Linked DNA regions of Homo sapiens: region 1 is linked to region 2. Evidence: read pairs that join two places in POLR2A ChIA-PET (ENCODE). Cell type or tissue: OCI-LY7. All regions are shown on one strand. Each heading gives the region's core, and the rest is flanking DNA. Links, peaks and the distances in the headings are about the cores only. Region 1 overlaps PUS10 (pseudouridine synthase 10). Region 2 overlaps REL (REL proto-oncogene, NF-kB subunit).

Region 1 (16,751 bases), core at 5,858-9,857, 69 kb after region 2:
CAGGGGCTTAAAGGCTGAATCTCAAATAAGTCAGCATTGCTGGATTATTCAATTGTTACCACAAGCTAATAATGCCCTGGACCTGCTTCTGGCAAGGAAAAAGAAGTATATTTCTCCCTTTCAAATCACCAAGATAATTTTGATAAATGTTCTGTCCCTTAGTGAATAGAAAAAAATCTATTCTCTAGAGTAAACAAAAAAATTTTTCCTCCCCAACAGAAGCAAATGGCATTAAAGTTATCAGGTTTAATCAAATTTGATACCAGAGGCAGTATGTCACCTCTGGAAAATTAAGAAAACACAATTTAATCCTGGACTATGTTTAACTTTATTGGAGAATGTTAGGCAAGTCCTAAATGGGGCAGTTGAATAAGTGCTTGCTAAAGTGCTTGTGTACTCTGCTAACACTAACACACACACCATAGACCAGAAGGTCTATGCCCGGGAATGGTGTTTGAGCTTTCTGAGTTAGAGGTTCATCTAGTACCAAATAATGAGAGTGGGTGACAGTAGGAACAGGGATTGAAGTTGATTCAAGCAGAGGTGATGGAGAAAGGATAGAGACAGAGAGAGGTGTTAAAAATGGTGTGTTGCAAAACTACAATTCAGTAAAGTTGGACACTTTGGGGTATGTTATGTGTGTTCATAAGTGAGGTTAGGGGTTCAGCGATTAAAGATGAAACTGGAAAGTTCAGAAGGTTTTGATTGCCAAGCTAGGTCATGAACCCAAAGACTGAAACCATAACATGAGATGTGATTCATTTACGTATAGGCCAAGACTCGCGGCAGCACAAAGAAACATTTGATATTTGAATCTTCTATAATTCATCAAGTTGCAATATAACCATCATTTTTGTACTATTGTTTTTCTTGTGTGGTAGTTTAAGAGGAAAATATGTCTTGTGCTAAAATATTTCTTTATCATACATGGGAAAGTATACTGTGAGAAAGTCATATTTTCCAGAAAAATGAGAGAATGTGTCCAGCCCACTTTTCTCATTTTTGTTGTCTATCTGGCTCTTATAGACATCTGAGTCTGTAATTCCTGATGGAGGGAAACAAACACTAGATCAAAAGGCAGGCTCTGCTTCTCTTATGTGATCACTAGCAAGGTGGCTTCTCTCTCTGGGTTTCTCAAACCGTAAGAGGAAGGTATTCAATTTATTTAGGGGGTACTGCCTATGTGGTGAGATTGCAATTGAGAATGCAGAGATAAAAAAACAGTCTCTGCCCATGAGCAAACCCATGAACTAAGACAAAACGATAATAAACATTAAGCTATTAATAGTAACAGTAATGAAAATAATTAAAATACAGAGTGGTGGGGGCTGAGACAGAGACACACTTAGGAGGGGCATGTAAAGGATCCTCGGCTCAGTCTTGCAGGAGAAGTGACACCTAATCTGAGCTTCGAAGGATCAGCTACTTACAATTCACAGGGCAGGCCGGCTTGGGGCTCCCGCCTATAATCCCAGCACTTTGGGAGGCTGAGGAGGGTGGATCACCTGAGGCCAGGAGTTCAAGACCACCCTGGCCAACATGGTGAAACCCCATCTCTACTAAAAATACAAAAATTAGCCGGGTGTGGTGGTGCGCACCTGTAATCCCAGCTACTAGGGAGACTGAGGCAGGAGAATCGCTTGAACCTGGGAGGCGGAAGTTGCAGTGAGCTGAGATTGCACCACTGTACTCCAGCCTGGGCAACAGAGTGAGACTCCATCTTAAAAAAAAAAAAAAAAAAAAAAGAATTCACAGGGTGAAAAACGTGGAAAGTATGTTCCAAACAGAGGAAACCCAAAGGTGCAAATGCCAGAGAGCACTGGGAAGGTTCTGGGGACTATGTCAGTGGTCCCTAAAGAACTGAGGATGTGTGGCTGGGAAATGCAAAGGAGGAAGCAGGACTTAGATCACAGAACTACTGGACCCATACTAAGGGGTTTAGATATTCCCCTTAAGGCAATATGGTCCCACAGAAGGATTTTAAGGAATGAAGTAGCATGATCATATTTGTCTTCAGGAATGCCCACTCTGGTTGCATTGTGAATTAGAAGAAAAAGATGGGAATTAAAGAAAAGGAAGATTTGTCGTAAACTAAAGCAGTAATTCAAGCAAGAAAAAATATATTACAGCAATGCTAGTGATGATAAAGTGTAGGCAACTTTAAGAACTATTGAGAACACAGATTGGCAGGACTTGCTGATTGGCAGTGATGTTGAGGTTTCTAAATCACCACCAATGCCCTTCAAACTATATTCTTTTGAATCTTACACATCTCTTGGACTCATTTATAATAACAAAGATAAAATAAATATAGACTGAGAATAATGACAATAGAAAAATGACAATAGTTGTGTGGGCAGCTGGAGGCATTTAGCAGTACCCCCTGCTCCAAACTCTTCTCCCAACACATACACATACACATACACATACACATACACATACACATACACATACACATATGCATACATACATACAAACATTTATGTAATTTTTTCTTGCACTGTAATAGCCATTTGGAAACTGGGCTCAATAAGGAGGTTAGTGACAAGAGAAATTCTTCTTCCTTCTCTCTATCCAGACCACTGCCTAAGATTTCCTCCTTCTCCTCCTCCCCATCCCCAGCATGCTAGTGCCTTAAGCTTCTGCTCCATCAGGGCCTGTGCCTCACCGTGTGTCAGGGTTGTGGCAGCATGCTATAACCTTGAACATCTGCCTCTCCTTGTGTCTCAGGCGTGGTGGCAAAAAAGAGGAAGGTAAGAGAGGAAGGGGGAATATTTTCCTATAACCACTGTTTGATCTACCACTTAGTTGACTCTTGCACCACCACCATCTCCTCACCCCCGCCACCTCCCCATCTCAAAACTTTCTTCTTTTCCCCAAAGGCTTGGATGTCAGACGTGTGATTAAATGAATGTAACAGACTGAATCTAGGTGTCTCCTCTGATAAATAAAACCTATGTTGGCCATGTTTAAAAACCCATCAAAATCCTCTTTTCTTTCCCTACATGGTTGAGAAAAAAGAAAATGAAGTGAGACATAAGAAGAGATCATTTAACTCTAGGTTTTCTCTCTACTTTGGCAATAAGAACTTTTAGATAGCATTGAAAAGGTTGAAGATCTTCTTTTTGGACAAGTCAAGAGGGGAAAAGCAAGGACAGATCAGCATAGAATGAATCTGTGGGGCCAAATTAGGTTTTACAGCTCTATTACTCCAGTTCCTGGAATTGCTATTTTTATGTTGTGAGTTTTAAGGAAATTGTATTGCATCTTCCAACACTGTAGGTGCTGATGTTTGTTTAGAAATGAAGGATTTGATTGGAAATAACAAGAGGAAATTCTGCAAGTGGGGTGGGGTAGGAGTAGAAGCAGGGAGGGGGATCAGAAAAGACACAACAGTTACAATAAAGAAAAGGCTCTGGGATAGATAAATGAAGACAGATATGGCTCAGTACTGTTCTTTAGTGTCATATGAAAATGAGAGAGAACACACATAGCAACTGAATTTCAGGTAACTCTAGAGTTAATAACCTCAGTGAAACAAGGATCTCAAACATCTGTTGGCAGCCGGGTGTGGCTGAGAAGTGCAAATGTACTCCCTCTTTGAATTTGGTTTTAGAGAGCCAGCATCTTCTCTGAAACATTTATAGTGGCCAGGACTTTGTACAGTGAAGCCCCATTCTAAGGATACCTCTGAGTTCCTGCCTTGAGCACAATACAAGTTGCAAGAAATCCAGCACAACCATCAGAGGATAAGGCTGACCTGTGATGGCAGCTTCCCTGGAGGACCACCCATCTCCCACCAACTGTTCCTGCCTGTGGCTACGGAACTCTGTGCCTTTCATCCAACACTATCATCAGAAATCCACTAGCTCACATAACTAAATCACTTATAGAAACTTGGCCTGTGGACAAAATCAGCCACAAGAAAGAACCAAAACACCAAGTAGGTCAGTGCTTCCATTTAAGTTGCAGTTCTGCTGACAAACACACATGAACACACAATAAATGTGTAAAAACAAAAATGCATGTAAAATGTAATTATATATATAGATGAAGATATATACACACGTACAGTAGACTATTCTATTCAAAGAAGATTTAAAGAATTATAGAAGATGAGTACAGGCACCTTCAAAAAAATTAAATTGTTATATGTAGATCAGTGGTTCTCTAACAGTTTGGTTAAGGACCCATTACATTCTTTTTTTTATGAGACAGAGACTCACTCTGTTGCCCAGGCTGGAGTGCAATGACACAATCTCGTCTCACTGCAACCTCTCCTCCTGGGCTCAAGCGATTCTCCTGCCTCAGCCTCCTGAGTAGCTGGGACTACAGGCACGCGCCACCATGCCTGGCTAATTTTTGTATTTTTTTAGTAGAGATGGGGTTTCGCCATGTTGGCCAGGCTTGTCTCAAACTCCTGACCTCAGGTGATCCACCTGCCTTGGCCTCGCAAAGTGCTGGGATTACAGGTGTGAGCCACCACGCCAAGCCTACATTCTTAAGTTTTTAAGAACCTCAAGTAGCTTTTGTTTATGTTGGTTATAGCTATCAATATTTACCATATTAGCAATTAAAACCATAAATTAAATTATTTTTTTTGAGACTGAGTCTCGCTCTGTCACCCAGGCTGGAGTGCAACAGCAAGATTTCGGCTCACTGCAACTTTTGCCTCCCAGGTTCAAGCGATTCTCCTGCCTCAGCCTCCCAAGTAGCTGGGATTACAGGTGCCCGCCACCACATCTAGCTAATTTTTGTATTTTAGTGGAGATGGGGTTTCACCATGTTGGCCAGGCTAGTCTTGAACTCCTGACCTCAGGTGATCTGCCTGCCTTGGCCTCCCAAAGTGCTGGGATTATTGGCGTGAGCCACCGTGCCTGGCCTAAAAAATATTTATTAATTCATTAAAAATTAATGACAAAGTAATAAATCCATTATGTGTTAACATAAATAACTTTTCTTGAAAAATATATTTTTCAAACAAAATAATTTAGTGAGAAAACTGATGCTGTGGTACATTTTTGCAAATCTCTTTAATATACATCTTAATAGGAGATACCTGGATTTTCATTCTGCCTCTACATTCAATTTGCTGTAATCACATAGCCTCTGGAAAACTCCACTGTATACTCTTAAAAGAATGAGAGTGAAAAAAGCAAATTATTATAAACTATAAAAATACTTTTGACCTCGTGAACCCCTTGCAAGGACTTCTAGGGGTTGCTAGACCACACTTTGAAACAAACAATTTTGAAGGAAAGTAAAGTAACAAATTAATTATTTGGTAATTAAATAGCTAATATTTAATTAATCAAAATTTGACTCAAGAAGAGGGAAAAAACAGATTGACCAATAACTTTTCTTTTTCCATCTCCATTAAAAAAATAAAAATAATAAAAAAATAAAGAGGCCTCTAACTTCCTCCTAGTCACAATGCAGGTATTTGGTCCCAGGACTACAGGACTGCCTGACTCCAGCAGGAACTCCGTATACTTACTTCTCTCCTCTCTCCAGAAAATCTGTCTTTATCTTGATCCCTGGATTTATTTATTTATTTTATTTATTTATTTATTTATTTTTTGGAGACAGAGTCTTGCTCTGTCACCCAGGCTGCAGTGCAGTGGCACGATCTTGGCTTACTGAAACTTCCACCTCCTGGGTTCATGCAATGCTTGTGTCTCAGCCTCCCGAGTAGCTGGGATTACAGGTGTGCACCACCACACCCAGCTAATTTTTGTATTTTTAGTAGAGGCAGGGTTTTGCAATGTTGGCCAGGCTGGTCTCAAACTCCTGACCTCAAATGATCCATCTGCCTCAGCCTCCCAAAGTGCTGGGATTACAGGCGTGAGCCACCATGCCTGGCCAGATAGAACAATAACTTTTAATAGAAGAAATTGAAAAAGTAATAAAGACCTACCTTTATAACCATCTAATATCATTTTATAAGTGAATTTAACAACATTTCAAGAAACAAAAACAGATAATTTCTTTGTTGTTAAAATTTTCAAAGCGTAAGAAAACCTCACAGTTCTTTCCAAAAGTTTTACATAATCTAATATAAAATCTAATTGCATGATTTAATACCTAAACCAAATATCTATGTATGTAAATATCCTAAATAAAATATTAAGTCGAATTTTTTTTTTTTTGAGACAGGGTCTCTTTCTGACACCCAGGCTGGAGCTCAGTGGCGCGATCATGACTCACTGCAGCCTCTAACTCCCAGGCTCAAGTGATCCTCCACCTCAGCCAGCTGAATTGTATTCCCTTCAATTCAGCATTTCCAATTCTAAGAATTTATCAGACAAAAATATAGTCTTGAGTAGCTGGGACTACAGGCATGCACCACCATACCTAGCTAATTTTTTGTCTTGGTAGAGATGGGGGTCTCACTACGTTGACCATGCTGGTTTCAAAATCCTGGCCTTAAGCAATCCTCCTGCCTTGGTCTCCCAAAGTGCTGGGATTACAGGCATAAGCCACCACACCCAGCCCTTAAGTCTAATTGTTACTATAATCAGAATGAAAAATGCTTATTTCAAGAAAACAACACAAATTCAACACAAGGAAATTATTAGTTTACTTGACTACAAAATAGATAAAAGGAGAAAAATATAATTATTACAAATATCTATTTATTATTTTTAACACAACATACTATACTTGGAATAGAAGCAAATTTCATTAAATAAAGGATAGGCTGGGCGCGGTGGCTCACGCCTGTAATCCCAGCACTTTGCGAGGCTGAGGCAGGTGGATCACCTGAGGTCAGGAGTTTGAGACCAGCCTGACCAACATGGTGAAACCCCTCTCTACTAAAAAATACAAAAAAATTAGCTGAGCATGGTAGCGCATGTAATCCCAGCTACTCAGAAAGCTGAGGCAGGAGAATCGCTTGAACCAGGGAGGCGGAGGTTGCAGTGAGCCGAGATCGCATCATTGCACTTCAGCCTTGGCAACAAGAGCAAAATTGCATCTCAAAAAAAAAAAAATTAGATAAAGTGTACCTATCAGAATAGAGCTAACAATATACTTAGTATTAAAATATACACATATGATACACCTAAATATACTGTATATATTTTTAAAATAGTAAAAAAGAAATGACAAAACTATCATTATTTGCAAATAAGGTAACTGCATACCTAGATAATAACTGAAAAACCACTAGGATTAATAATAGAGACCTGCAAGTTAGTCAGTTCCAAGACAAACATTAAACACACACACCTACAAACATGCATATATTACTTTCCTAATAGCCAAAGAAAAAAAATTATGGGAAAAAGAGATTCCACTCAAATTTCAACTAAAATCAAAAATAAAAAACATTTAAAAACACATAGGAATAAATAAATGTGTGAGGAAAAACTATAATATAATTGAAAGATCAAAACAAATATTGAAAAAGTACAGATAAATTTGTTCCTAGATGAAAAGTTCCATAAAATTAGAAATTTATGTTTGTTAAATGACCACAAACAAAGGTAAATGGCAAATGTCAGGCTGGGTGGGAGAAACAGAATTGATGAAAGATTAATAGTCACTATGTCCAAAGAGCACTTACTAATCAATTTTAAAAAGCCAAATAACCAGAAAATAGAAACCCAGATGGCTAGTAAACATATAAAAAGATGTAAAAGTTCACCTGAAAATCAAATAGTACAAGTGTGAACTAAAACAAGAAAACTTTTGCATATAGGTTAGAAAATACCGAAGAGTGTAACTTCAGGTTTGAAAAAGACATGGGGTTGTAATACACTGCTGTAAACTGGTACCACCTTTTAGGAGGGCAATTTGGAAATACCTATCACAATTCTAAATCTGTATTCCCATCAATTCAGCAGTTCCAATTCTAAGAATTTATCAGACCAAAATATAGAAATACTAGACTCCATATACAAGTATGTTCATTGCAAATTCCATTTATAATAATAAAAACTGAAAACTGAAGGTGATCTGAATATTCTTCAACTGGATAAATGAATTAATTTAAGAAATTCTGATTTAACCATCTGTACGGGAAAGCTCATATATGCATATGTGAGCTCTGTAAGTTCTAACACAGTTGAAGGTTGTCAATGGTTGTTGCAAGGTAAAAAGTTTGCAGGACATGTATGTTTCACTAAAGCAAACAAACCCAAACTATGTGCAGTACATGCAGGTATACGTTAATATGTATATAGCAAAAGGTCTCAGAAAGAGATTACCAAAATGTTACTCCAGAAAATGGGAAGTAGAAAAGAGGAAGAGAAAGAGAGAGACTAATGTTAACTTTACATACTTCTGAGTTGTTTGGCACTTTCAGTAAGCATGTGCTGTTTTTATAATTTAAAAAAGAAAAAAATTAAATGTAATACTTGTGAATCCTTTTCAGAAATTTAAAGGTTATTTTAAAAACTCACAACCAATTATCTAAGTTATCTTTTGTATAACAGTAAGTTTGCTAAAATGAATTATATCTCAATTTATTATCAAATCAATTTACTAAAAAGAAATTAAAAGGAATATTAGATCACAAAATTTTAAAGTGTTACATAGTATATTTGCTTGGGTACTATTAGTTTGAGGAATCCTCATTTAAATATTATCTAATAGGTTGAGGTCTATTTTATTTTAAAATGTACTATATTTATAGGATCCTTGCTGCTTCACTATCACCTCTCAGCAATGAAAAACAGAGGAACAGTACAAAACAGTTTCTATTTTTGGGATGAGAATAAATTTTTACTTTTGAAAAATTTATAGGTTTTTTGAAATTTATTATTTCTATGAGGACTTTGTGCTAAAGATGAAATATTTTTTTCTCTCTTTTTTTTTGAAACAGGATCTCACTGTGTTGCTCAAGCTGGAGTGCAGTGGCATGATCTCAGCTCACTACAACCTCTGATTCCTGGGTTCAAGCGATTCTAACACCTCAGCCTCCCGAGTAGCGGGAATTACAGGCATGTGCCACCACAGCCAGCTAATTTTTGTATTTTTAGTAGAGATGGGGTTTCGCCATGTTGGCCAGGTTAGTCTTGAACTCCTGGCCTCAAGCAATCCACCCATCTAGCTTCCTAAAGTTCTGGGACTACAGAGGTGTTAGCCACTGCACCCGGCCTTTTCTCTTTTTTATTCCTCAGTGTCTTATTTGGATGGGGCCGTATCTAATGGGTTTACTCTAGGTTGGGTCTGCAATCCTTCAGAAATATGCTCGTAAGATTAGAACACTTGTTATAGGAGAAACCAGACTTCACCAAAAAAAAAAAAAAAAAAAAAAAAGTTACTTCTACTTTTGCATCAGGGAAATCAAAGGAAAATGCATTAAAAGTACCTACTAATTCAGAATGTGTGATGTTTTTGAATGGGTTGGGGAGGATTTACCTTTCTTTAGCAAGTACTTCCTTCATTGATAGATCAATAACACAAACCAGATTTTCAGGGACAATGCTTTAAATGTTTTAAAAAAACAGTTTTAAAGTGCTCTCCCATACATTTTTAAAGACCATATAATTAACATGCTAATTACAAATTTGGTTTTATCTATTCATTAAAAGATAACTCCAAGGATTCTTTCAAGCTGAAATTTAATGAATGGACTATGTTGACCTAGTTTAAGTTACCACATGCATTTGAATGTAATAAAACTACCTGTTTTAAAATTTTCTATATTTTATTTTCATTTCAAAGAGAAGAGTTACCCATTTATTTGAAGGTAAACCTCATTCCCCATAAATGCAACAGCTAAATTTTAGAGGTATTATGATATAGAATGAATGCTTTGTAAACTGTGAAATGCACACAAGCCCCATATATCATAATTTTATTTTTAAAGAAACATCTTCCTAAACTTAGTGAATTTTGCACTTTTCTTAAAATTATATGAATTTTGTGAAAAATAGGTTTGGTTATATGTCAAGCTGTTGATATTTAAGTCTTTCTAAATTTATTAAAGCAATACACCAAAAACTTCAAACAAAATCTTTCCAATATAAACAGTTAACTCTTCAATCTGCTAGTTTAGTGTGCCTGCCATCTCCTTTTCTTTCCAGGGACTTGCCTAAGTAGTATCAGAACAGCATAGGAAGGAGGTCATAAAGAATCCCAAACAAAGCAAGGGATTCGGAGACAGAAAGAACTGGGTTCAAGCTCTCTCTCCTACTTAGCCAGCAAGTGATTTAGAGCAAGTTCTGTGCCCTTTGGGTGTTTCTTTCCCCATCTAGAAGACAGGAAAAAAGAGGTTTCTTGTAAAATTGGAAGTTTAAATGAGATAGTTTATGAGAATGTTAATTGTTGTTTTTATAATACAGGTCTTCTGACTCTCTGTTCAGTAATTCGAAAAATAAATTAAGTTGCTTCTTAAAATCCATTAAATTAAAAAGGATCTCCTCAAGCTTTGATCTTTCCAAATTTTCTAGTTTTAGTCTAAAAGTTTAAAGTAGATGATATGATATTTATCAAAATTTGCCATGAATCTGAGAATGGAACAGTATCTGCAGTGGGTTAGTTTCTAGCTATGAATGCTTGTTAACAGGTGTGCAAGACGTAATGAATGACCAAGGCAGATTTAACCACACACCCAGTGACAAAATGCAATAAGACACGGGAAAGGAGAAAGGCAGGGGTCCCTGGACCTTAATTCCTGTCCAATTTAAATCCTGCCACTATCTTTATTAGGACACCTTGATGTAATATTTGCAAGGAAGAGAGGAAGGGAGGGAGGAAGAAAGAGAAGGAGAAAAATATAGAAAGTGAGAGAGAGAGAAAAAAAAGGAAGAAGAAAAAAGGAACCACAGATTCCTGAAAATAATTTGGTGACAACCTGTCTAAAGGCAAGGTCTAATGACAAAGCTTTGGTGTGTGGGAAATTTCAAGCAAATTTTTGGAGAATGGCAATGTGATGAGCTATTCATATATCACCACTAATTGTGTACAGTATGATATAAAAATAGAAGCTAAAATAGCTAAACAGGTCAGTGCAGTGGCTCGTGCCGCACTTTGGGATGCTGAAGCGGGCAGATCACTTGAGGTCAGGAGTTCGAGACAAGCTTGGCCAACATCACGAAACCCCATCTCTACTAAAAACACAAAAATTAGCTGGGCCTGCCTGTAATCTCTGCTGCTCATAAGGCTGAGGTAGGAGAAAAGCTTGAGCCCAGGAGGTGGAGGCATACTAAACTGGCAGTGAGCCTAGATCATGCGACTGCACTCCAGCCTGGGGGACACAGAGAGCCTCTGTCTCAAGAAAAAAAAAAAAAATTAGCCAGGCATGGTGGCACACGCCTGTAGTCCCAGCTATTTGGGAGGCTGAGGCAGGAGAATCTCTTGAACCTGGGAGGAGGAGGGTGCAGTGAGCTGAGATCGTACCACTGCACTCCAGCCTGGGTGAGAGAGCAAGACTCCGTCTAAAATAAATAAATAAATAAATAAATTTAATTAAATAACTAAACAAACTTTAAAAGGCCTAGGCTCACGAGATGTCAAAAATGATTATTAAATACATTATGAGAATAACCAGTAATGAATTTTTTCTACATTTCTCTTTAGCCAACTACTCCTCCATTACATAACCTTAAAATCTGCAAACATTCTAAGGGTCACTGTTAGGTGTAAATTCTAATATTAATTGCCAAAAAGAATATAAACTACTATAAATAAAATTTTGACATGTTTTCTCCTCATAGTCCTCCCTGTAATTAGTTTGTAAAATAAAAACTAGATTGGTAGATTTCCATTAGGGTTGCTTTAGTGTAAGAAAGTATTTCTGATCTTACAGATGAAAAAAAAACAATATAGTACACTTTGGTCTTAGTAATTTGCTTAATGCAGTAAATACAAATAATGTAACTATAATACAAATTAAAATTAGACAAATGCAAAAATTTTATCTTAAAAGTAAACAAATATAACTGGCCTTCTTGGTAAAAAGGGAAGATCAAATTTGAGGATGCGGTTTTTGTTTGTTTGTTTTTTGAGATGGAGTCTTGCTCTGTAGCCCAGGCTGGAGTGCAACGGTGCAATCTCGGCTCACTGCAACCTCTGCCTCCTGGGTTCAGGTGATTCTCCTGCCTCAGCCTCCCGAATAGCTGGGATTACAAGTGCGCGCCACCATACCGGGTTAATTTTTTTTTTTTTTTTTTTAGTAGAGACGGGGTTTTGCCAGGTTGGCCAGGCTGGTCTCAAACTCCTGACCTCAGGTGATCCACCTGCCTTGGCTTCTCAAAGTGCTGGGATTACAGGCATGAGCCCCACCACCTGGCCAGGCATGCGCTTTTGTTAAGCCCCTAAAACAGCAGTACAGAGGTTTGTTAAAACTGCATAAAATCCACTAGGATGGGGACAGTAGGAGTGCAGGGAATAGCAACAATTTGAAAGCTAGAAAGCAGATTGAACAGTGGTAAAGGACTTAGCAGACATCCCAAAAGTTGAATCCTAAATTGGCAGCAGAAGAAATGAATACTCCACAATAAAAACAGGAGTTAAGCAGCACCAAGGAATTCTGGAAATAAGCAGCACCAAGGAATTCTGGAAGTGGTGGTGGAAGGTAAAGGGTAGGAATAAAGAAAATTGACTGTTTGCAAAAGAGGCAGATTCTCAGATCCCCTACCCCACTCCATGCAGCCAGGTGAATGTCCCTCTCTAACCCTAGTAAAAGAACAGAGTTTTATTTCCTGGAGATGGTAAAATGAAGGTCTTTTGATTGAGTCTTTTGAGTCACATTTAAGGGCATTAATACTTCACTGAGTAAACATAGGCAGAAAGATGATGACATACACACATAACCCCAGGCCCCACCCGTTTTTGGACCTTGGCAGATTGCTAGATAGGAGACTGCATCTCTATAAAGAAATGTCACCTGCCCAAGACCTAAATGAAGACAGATAGCTCAGTATTCGGTAAAGCTCACAGTGAATCTTCCCTCTTTATTCACATATCTAGCTTCCAACTGCTTATTCTTTTTTTTTTTCTGAGACAGAGTTTCACTCTTGTTGCCCAAGTGCAATCTCAGCTCACTGCAACCTCCTCCTCCTGAGCTCAAGCTATTCTCCTGCCTCAGCCTCCCAAGTAGCTGGGACTACAGGCACCCACCACCATGCCCGGCTAATTTTTAAAAATATATTTTTAGTAGAGATGGGCTTTCACCATGTTGGCCAGGCTGGTCTCGAACTCCTGACTTAAAGTGATCCATCCGCCTCGGCCTCCCAAAGTGCTAAGATTACAGGCATGAGCCACCACGCCCAGGCTCAACTGCTTCTTATTCTGTACTCTTCAATATGACCAACTCACCAACAATAAGCAGGCAACTTGACATAGAAGGTACCAAAATAAACTGAAAAAAGTAACTTTAAGAAACTAGAGACAAAAAAATTACACAATAGCAACACATATTGATATTCTCAGAAAGATAAAATATTGTGTTTAACAAGAATAGGATCCTATTTTTCTAAAACACCCATACACATACTCACACGCACGCACGGGAAAAAAAACCTAGAAAACAGAAAAGGTCTTGGAATTAAAAACATAGTATTACTATTTATGAAAAGCTAAACAAGATTGGAAAACAAAGTTGAGAAAATTTGTTAATAGTGGATCAACCCTCCTGAGGACAACTAGAAAAGCTGGACAACTAAAAAAAAATTGCATGAAGACATCAGAAAGTTAACAAGGTAGTGAAGAGTTACAGGGCCAAAATTCAGAAGAAGGGAACCAAAGATGAGCCAGGTGTTTTGAGCAGCTTTTCCCTAAGGGGCATCTGTTGTCAGAAGAGAGAGAGGGAATCCTGATAAGCCCTATGTTTTGGCTGAAACCATGAAGCATGACACCCTAGAAGCAGGGGTAAATGGGGACGAGAACAGTCCTTAAAGGTGTTAAAGATCAACTTCAAATCACTGCAATCCCTGTAGCTGGATTAAGGTAATTGCAATCCCTGTGGCTGGATTAAGGTAATTCAGAATTGCTAATGCCCCTAGCTAGAACTCAGAAGAAAACAAAAATCCTCTCTGGAGGAGAACATTATTTTAGTTTCAAATTATATTTTTCATAATCAATGTCCAAATTTTCTTTTCTTTTCTTTTCTTTTGAGACAGGGTCTCACTCTGTTGTCCAGGCTGGAGTGCAGTGGCATAATCTCAGCTCACTGCAGCCTCCACGTCTGGGTTCAAGCAATCCTCCCACCTCAGCCTCCTGAGTAGCTGGGACTACAGGTGCACACCACCAAGCCCAGATAACTTTCTTCATTTTTTGTTGACATGAGGTCTTGTTATGCTGCCCAGGCTGGTCTTGAACTCCTGGGCTCAAATGATCCTGAGTTGGCCCCCTAAAGTGCTGAAATTACAGGTGTGAACAACCATGCCTGGCCTAACATTTTATTTTTTTGTAGAGACGGAGTCTCTCTATGTTGCCCAGGCTGGTCTCAAACTCCTGGGCTCAGGCAATCCTCCTGCCTCAGTCTCCTAAAATGCTGGGATTACAGGCATGAGTCCCTGCACCTGGCCTGACCTATACTTTAAAAAACAAAAACTAAACTAAAGGATATTCTTCATGCAGAAGAATATAATCCCAGATGACAGCTGAAATAAAGGGTAATACACAAGATGAATATGTAGGTAAATCTGTGAATATTGACTGATTGTATAGAATATTACTTGTATAAAATAATGTCACATGAGATTTAAACATGTGTCAAATTAAAACACACACAATGAAATGTAAATTAAGAGATACAAGGAATCCAAGTATTCCAAGGTCTTTGCATTCTCTGGGAAAGATAAAAGTATTTATTTTTATTTGAGAGAGAGAGTCTCACTCTGTCATCCAGGATGGAGTGCAATGGCTCAATCTTGGCTCACTGCAGCCTCAACTTCCTGGGCTCAAACAATCCTCCTATCTCAGCCTCTTGAATAGCTGGGACTACAGGCATGCACCACCATGTCCAGCTAATTTTTTATTTTTTGTAGAAATGGGAGTACCAATTTAATTAGTACTTTTAAGAGTAAAGGAAAAACTGTAAATGCATAACTTCTAAGATAATGATATGTGTGAGGGGGTAGAATTCAAACAGAAAAATAATCCAAAAGAATTCTCATTATCCCTAATTCTGTTTAACAATGTACTAGCGATCTTAGCCAATGCAACAAAGCAAGAAAAAGAAATAAATATTACGAAAATTGGAGGGGAAAAGTCATTGTGCACAGACCATATGACCTCCAATTTAACGTGGTAGGGGACACCTCCCTGGGGCCAGACCAATAAAGCAGTAACTGAAATATCAGTTGCTGCATGCCACCTAAGAAACAAGTTGCAGATTGAATGTTACTCAACAGAAGCACTTTTTTTTTTTTTTTTTGAGACAGGGTTTCGCTCTGTCACCCAGGCTGGAGTATAGTGGTGCGATCTCAGCTAACTGCAACCTCCACTTCCTGGGTTCAAGCGATTCTCCTGCCTCAGCTTCCAAGTAGCTGGGACTACAGGTGCCTGCCACCACACCCAGCTAATTTTTACATTACATTTTTAGTAGAGACGGGTTTTCGCCATGTTGACCAAGCTGGTCGTGAACTTCTAGCCTCAAGTGATTCCCCTGTCTTAGCCTCCCAAAGTGCTGGGATTATAGGCATAAGCCACTATACGCAGCCAGAAGTACCTTAATACATGTCTACATTTAAAAAAAAATGTTTTGGAATACAAATTTAGCATTCATGACTAGCTACTGATTTACTCAATAGGGCATGAGTGCACATGCCCACTCCACAACAGGTCATGAATTTCTGTGATGCTTTCAGAATATGAAAGTCTCACTAAAATCACCAACTCACGATTTCTAATATGAATTTCTAGTGATAATACTAAAGGAATATCAGATAATCAATACACATCATAACACCCCAGCCTCACAGAAAATTTAAATCCTGGATGTGAACTAAATTCTAAATAGAAATCACTTCATATTATGCTTCTTAATATAAGACTAAAAGGGCTATTTATGTTAATACCTTTGCATCTATTTTATTATTTCATTTCCTTTTATATGGCTCATGACCACATTTAAATAAAATCCATTTTATTTTTTCCCCACACAAGTTAGTTCCCCTCACATTATCTTTACTCAGCTACTGGCAATAACATTTTAACAACCAGTTTAGAGAGAAACTTAGATTCCACCAGAAAAAAGAATCAAAGGTTTTGATCATACTCGATACCGCAACATTTACTTACACAAGTAGCTTTCAAATTATAATTTAATGAATACGATATATGGCTCTTTAATTTGCCATGGATTTAATTTTTAAAGATAAAAAACTAGCCCTCTGCAAGTACGTGCTGAGCACTCTTGCCCTGGCTCTGGAGACTGCCATATATCCAGCTGATCTCTGACGCACTAATTGTGAAACCAAAAGCTACACACAATAAAAAGGAAGTAGCCCTGTGAAATGTCAATCCAGTGCTCAACTAGGGTTTTTTACATCAGAGTTTTATAAATTATGAAAGTGTCCAGGCCAGGCGCAGTGGCTCACACCTGTAATCCGAGGACTTTGGAAGGCTGAGGCAGGCAGACCACAAGGTCAGGAGATTGACACCATCCTGGCCAACATGGTGAAACCCCATCTCTACTAAGAATACAAAAAAATTAGCCAGGTGTGGCGGCACATGGCTGCAGTCCCCGCTACTTGACAGGCTGAGGCAGAAGAATCACTTGAACCCGTGAGGTGGACGTTGCAGTGAGCTGAGATCATGCCACTGCACTCCAGCCTGGGAGACAGGGTGAGACT
Region 2 (4,000 bases), core at 1-4,000:
TTAATTCCTTGAATATATTAAGTATAGTTACTTTAAATTATATGTCTGAAAACTTCATTATTTGGATCCTTTGTGGTATGTTTTTATTGCCTGTTGCTTTCTTTTAAAAAAAAATTTTTTATTTTGCCTCCTCATATGTGTGGTTATTTAAGATAAAATACCAGTCATTTTCTGTGAAAAAGAGTAAAGATTTTAGGCCTACAATATTATCTCCCTGCAGAAAATTTTCTTCTGGCTAGTGGCCGGGTACACTAGCAATCCCAGGTCACCTAAAATCAGTGAATGATTTAGGTTATTTGAAGTTGGGCTTTCATCCCTGAAATCTGATATGTTTCCAGTTCACCCTTACTCCTAGGGTATAGCTCTTTCAGACCTCAAATCCCCCAAAGCCTTGGGTATTTATCAGATCCCACATCCTTGGCAAACTCTCAACTCCTTTATTTTTTCCCTATAGTTTATTGAGAGTTCATCTCAATCTTCTTAACCATCTCTTAGAAAATTGTCAGGCTATATTCAGATAAAAGTGGCCTCTCATTCTGAACTGTGGGTTTTCTTCTCTCATATCTTGGTCGCATGGTTTTTCATGACCTTGTTAGCTCTCTAATGTCATTAGAGAAATTTTGTTTCATATTTTGTCCACTTTATTCTCATGGTTGAATTGGTCCAGTTTACAGATTATCATCTATCATTACCAAAGTAGAACTTCTTTTTATTAACGTTTACTTTATGCTTTCTTCAGTAACTTGTAAAAGTATCTAAATGTTTGGTTGTTCAATAGGACTTTAAGTAATTCTTCAGTCATTTATGTTAATTGAGAAAATGTATAATAAATATCACTACTAGGTTCAACACCTAGTGGAGATACATCAGACATCCCTTCTGACTTCATTTGAAACTTTGTCTAATAGGATAGAAGAGGCATACATAAATGATTATCATGTAAGATTTTAAAACTTTTAAGGGCATAAGAAAGGTATAGGTCAAGTCTTGCACTGATTTAGAGAGGAGAAATATTCCCTCCATTGCAGAGGATGAAGTTAGGCTTTATAGAAAAGAAGCTTTGAGCTGGGGTTTCAGCCTTACACTGAATCTTGCATTGGGTAAAAACGGGTATCTGTCATGATTCTTGCCTGTCAGTAGTTTTTAACCATGTTGTGCAGAGATGAAAGTAATTCTGATGCAGTAGTAATTGTATTTCCACACATTGAGAAGATTCAAAGCAAAATCTCATAAACAGTGATTTTTTTTGAGAAGTAAGTAGAATTTCTTCCCTGTAGTAGAACTATTATGTGACTAAATGTTTTTGAACTTTGGCTTATTGACCAGTTTGTTTATTTTTCTTTTATGTGCCATTTAAAAATATTTAAAATAAACTTTTATTGAGATACAATAAAATCTACCCGAATATGTCCTGCTACATAACCACAATCAAGCTATGGAACATTTCCATCACCCCCTAAAATTTCCCTGGTCCCCTTCTCGCTCAGTTCCCTACCCTGCCTCTGCCTCAGGCAATTACTAATCTGCCTTCTGTCACTGGAGATTAATCTTTTCTAAAACTGCATGTAAATGGAAGCATACAGTATACTTTTGTATCTGGTTTCTTTTGCTCAACATGGTTTTGAGATACATTCATTTGGGAGTGTATACCCATAGCTTGTTTTTTTGTTTTTTTTTTTTTTTTGAGATGGAGTCTTGCTCTGTCGCCCAGGCTGGAGTGCAGTGGCACAATTTCGGCTCACTGCAAGCTCTGCCTCTCGGGTTCACCATTCTCCTGCCTCAGCCTCCCAAGTAGCTGGGATTATAGGCGCCCGCCACCACGCCTGGCTAATTTTTTGTATTTTTAGTAGAGGCGGGGTTTCACCGTGTTAGCCAGGATGGTCTCGATCTCCCAACCTCATGATCCACCCACCTCGGCCTCCCAAAGTGCTGGGATTACAGGTGTGAGCCACCACGCCTGGCCAGTTTGTTCTCTTTTATTGCTGAGTTTATTCCATTGTAGGTCTATACCACACTTTGTTTATCCATTCACAGAGTTCACATAGGTTTGTTTTTAAACTTACCAGGAACATCTAGCTACAAATTTATCTTTTTTGCATATTGATTACTCATCTTTGCAATTGAGAGACACTAATATCTTGAATGCTACATTTATAATGCTGTAAAAATGGATTTTGAAGAGGTAGCTCTCATATTGCCTACACAATAGTGCCAGTAGAGTATGCTGCTGTAACACAAGTGTTGGTATCATAACATTTTGACCTTTCAGTTGTACAGAGTACAGATGTGTTTTTATGCACTGTTTCAAAGATTAAGCATAAGAATGCTAATACTGGGATACTTATAAATGTTGTGATAGCTAAGTAGACTCTCAATGTCATTAAATAAAAACAGTACAAAATACATTATCAGTTTTATTAGTTATTGCCTGTAAAATAAGGAATTTGGGCTTAACTATGTTTCTAAATTTAGTGTTTCAAAATTTAATACTTTGCAAAGTAAAATTGTTATGTAAATAATGTGCATGTCTTGCTTTTTAAAAATATGACTTATTGCTATAGCTTATGGCATTTGAAAAGGCAATATTTTCTTTTGGAACTGGATTTCTGGTTCAAATACTAATTTAACAAACTATTATACTATATTCTATCATGAGCTTTTCTAGTTTTATAGAACTGTAAAATTTTTAATTAAAACATTTTTTAAGTTTGCACGTAAAATTTCTTATGGAAACTAGCTATCTTAACATTTTTTTGTTTCTTGGTATTTCATCCTTAAAATGTTGATCCACATTTAGTAGATACTCTTGTGTATGTCATTTTTATGTACAACACATGTACAATTTTCTAATAGATTTCAATTTTTAAAAGCATAGGCTCTAAATTTAATGACTTGAGTTCACATTTCCACCCTGTCACTGTGAAACTTTGGGCAAGTAATTCATCTCTTTACAGTCAGTTCCAGGCCAGGCTCAGTGGCTCACGCCCATAATCCCAACACTTTGGGAGGCCAAGGTGGGTGGATCACTTGAGCCTGGGAGTTTGAGACCACCCTGGGCAACATAGTGAAACCCCATCTCTACAAAAAAATAGAAAAATTAGCTGGGCGTGGTGGCATGTGCCTGTAGTCCCAGCTACTCAGGAGGCTGAGATGGGAAGATCACTTGAGCCTGGGAGGCGGAGGTTGAGGTGAACCAAAATCGCATCACTGCACTCCAGCCTGGGCAACAGAGTGAGACCCCCATGTCAAAAAAACGAACTAAACTCAGTTCCTCGTTTGTAAAATGGGGATGAAAGTAATTCTTGTACAGATTTAGGAGATAATTTACAGAGTCCTTAACACAACAACTGGACCAAATACATACTTGTTGAATGAATGGGTAAATGCCATTCTTTGTTGTGTACAAACCTGCAACTATTTTTTAAAACTTTGATTTGTTATTAATGTCAACTTGGGATTTTGCTTTAAATCCCAGGTGAGGGGATAGTTACTTCCTGAACATGGCTATAATTTATCAAATACTGTTAGATAGTGATTACTTGATAAGAATGATAAAAGGCATTCTTGAGATTGTATACTGTTCTATTTTTATTCATACATATTTGGATGCTATTCAAGGTTATTGGCTATAATGGGCAGGGAGGAGGACCTAGCAAGTCTTTAGGTCTATGTGACTATTACATTTAAAAAATTTTTTTTTTCTATTCAGTCCCTGAAAAACAGCTGAATGATATTGAAGATTGTGACCTCAATGTGGTGAGACTGTGTTTTCAAGTTTTTCTCCCTGATGAACATGGTAATTTGACGACTGCTCTTCCTCCTGTTGTCTCGAACCCAATTTATGACAACCGTAAGTACTTCATTTTCTTATATTTGTAGTCTTAACTTGTTTTTTGTAATAGTTTAATTCTTAAAATTATTTTGGTAATTAGGAAAACAATATATTCATGATAGGAAAACTTCCAGACATTAGAGAAATATATAACAGAAAGGAAATCTT

Evidence for each region. Peaks named below come from ENCODE experiments on the same cell type or tissue, not always from the same donor. Only the 100,000 strongest peaks of a DNase experiment are listed, where the experiment ranks them.
Region 1: POLR2A ChIA-PET joins it to region 2 with 6 read pairs; 3 of 35 experiments call an interaction of 5 or more read pairs at or near these places.

What each region holds. Positions count from the first base shown.
Region 1 is chr2:60,976,699-60,993,449 of GRCh38, forward strand. The region is part of intron 4 of PUS10 (pseudouridine synthase 10); the gene reads right to left. Among named protein-coding and RNA genes, the nearest start is that of PEX13, 33 kb to the right of the region's middle. RefSeq lists an enhancer at 16,248-16,597. In OCI-LY7, for the core only: no CTCF peak of the experiment used is centred there; a DNase peak (open chromatin) is centred at 8,233; H3K4me3 peaks cover 1,107 bases; H3K27ac peaks cover 2,152 bases.
Region 2 is chr2:60,913,168-60,917,167 of GRCh38, forward strand. It overlaps REL (REL proto-oncogene, NF-kB subunit), which reads left to right. Exons shown (of 10, transcript NM_001291746.2): 5 at 3,710-3,850. Among named protein-coding and RNA genes, the nearest start is that of REL, 34 kb to the left of the region's middle. In OCI-LY7, for the core only: no CTCF peak of the experiment used is centred there; no DNase peak of the experiment used is centred there.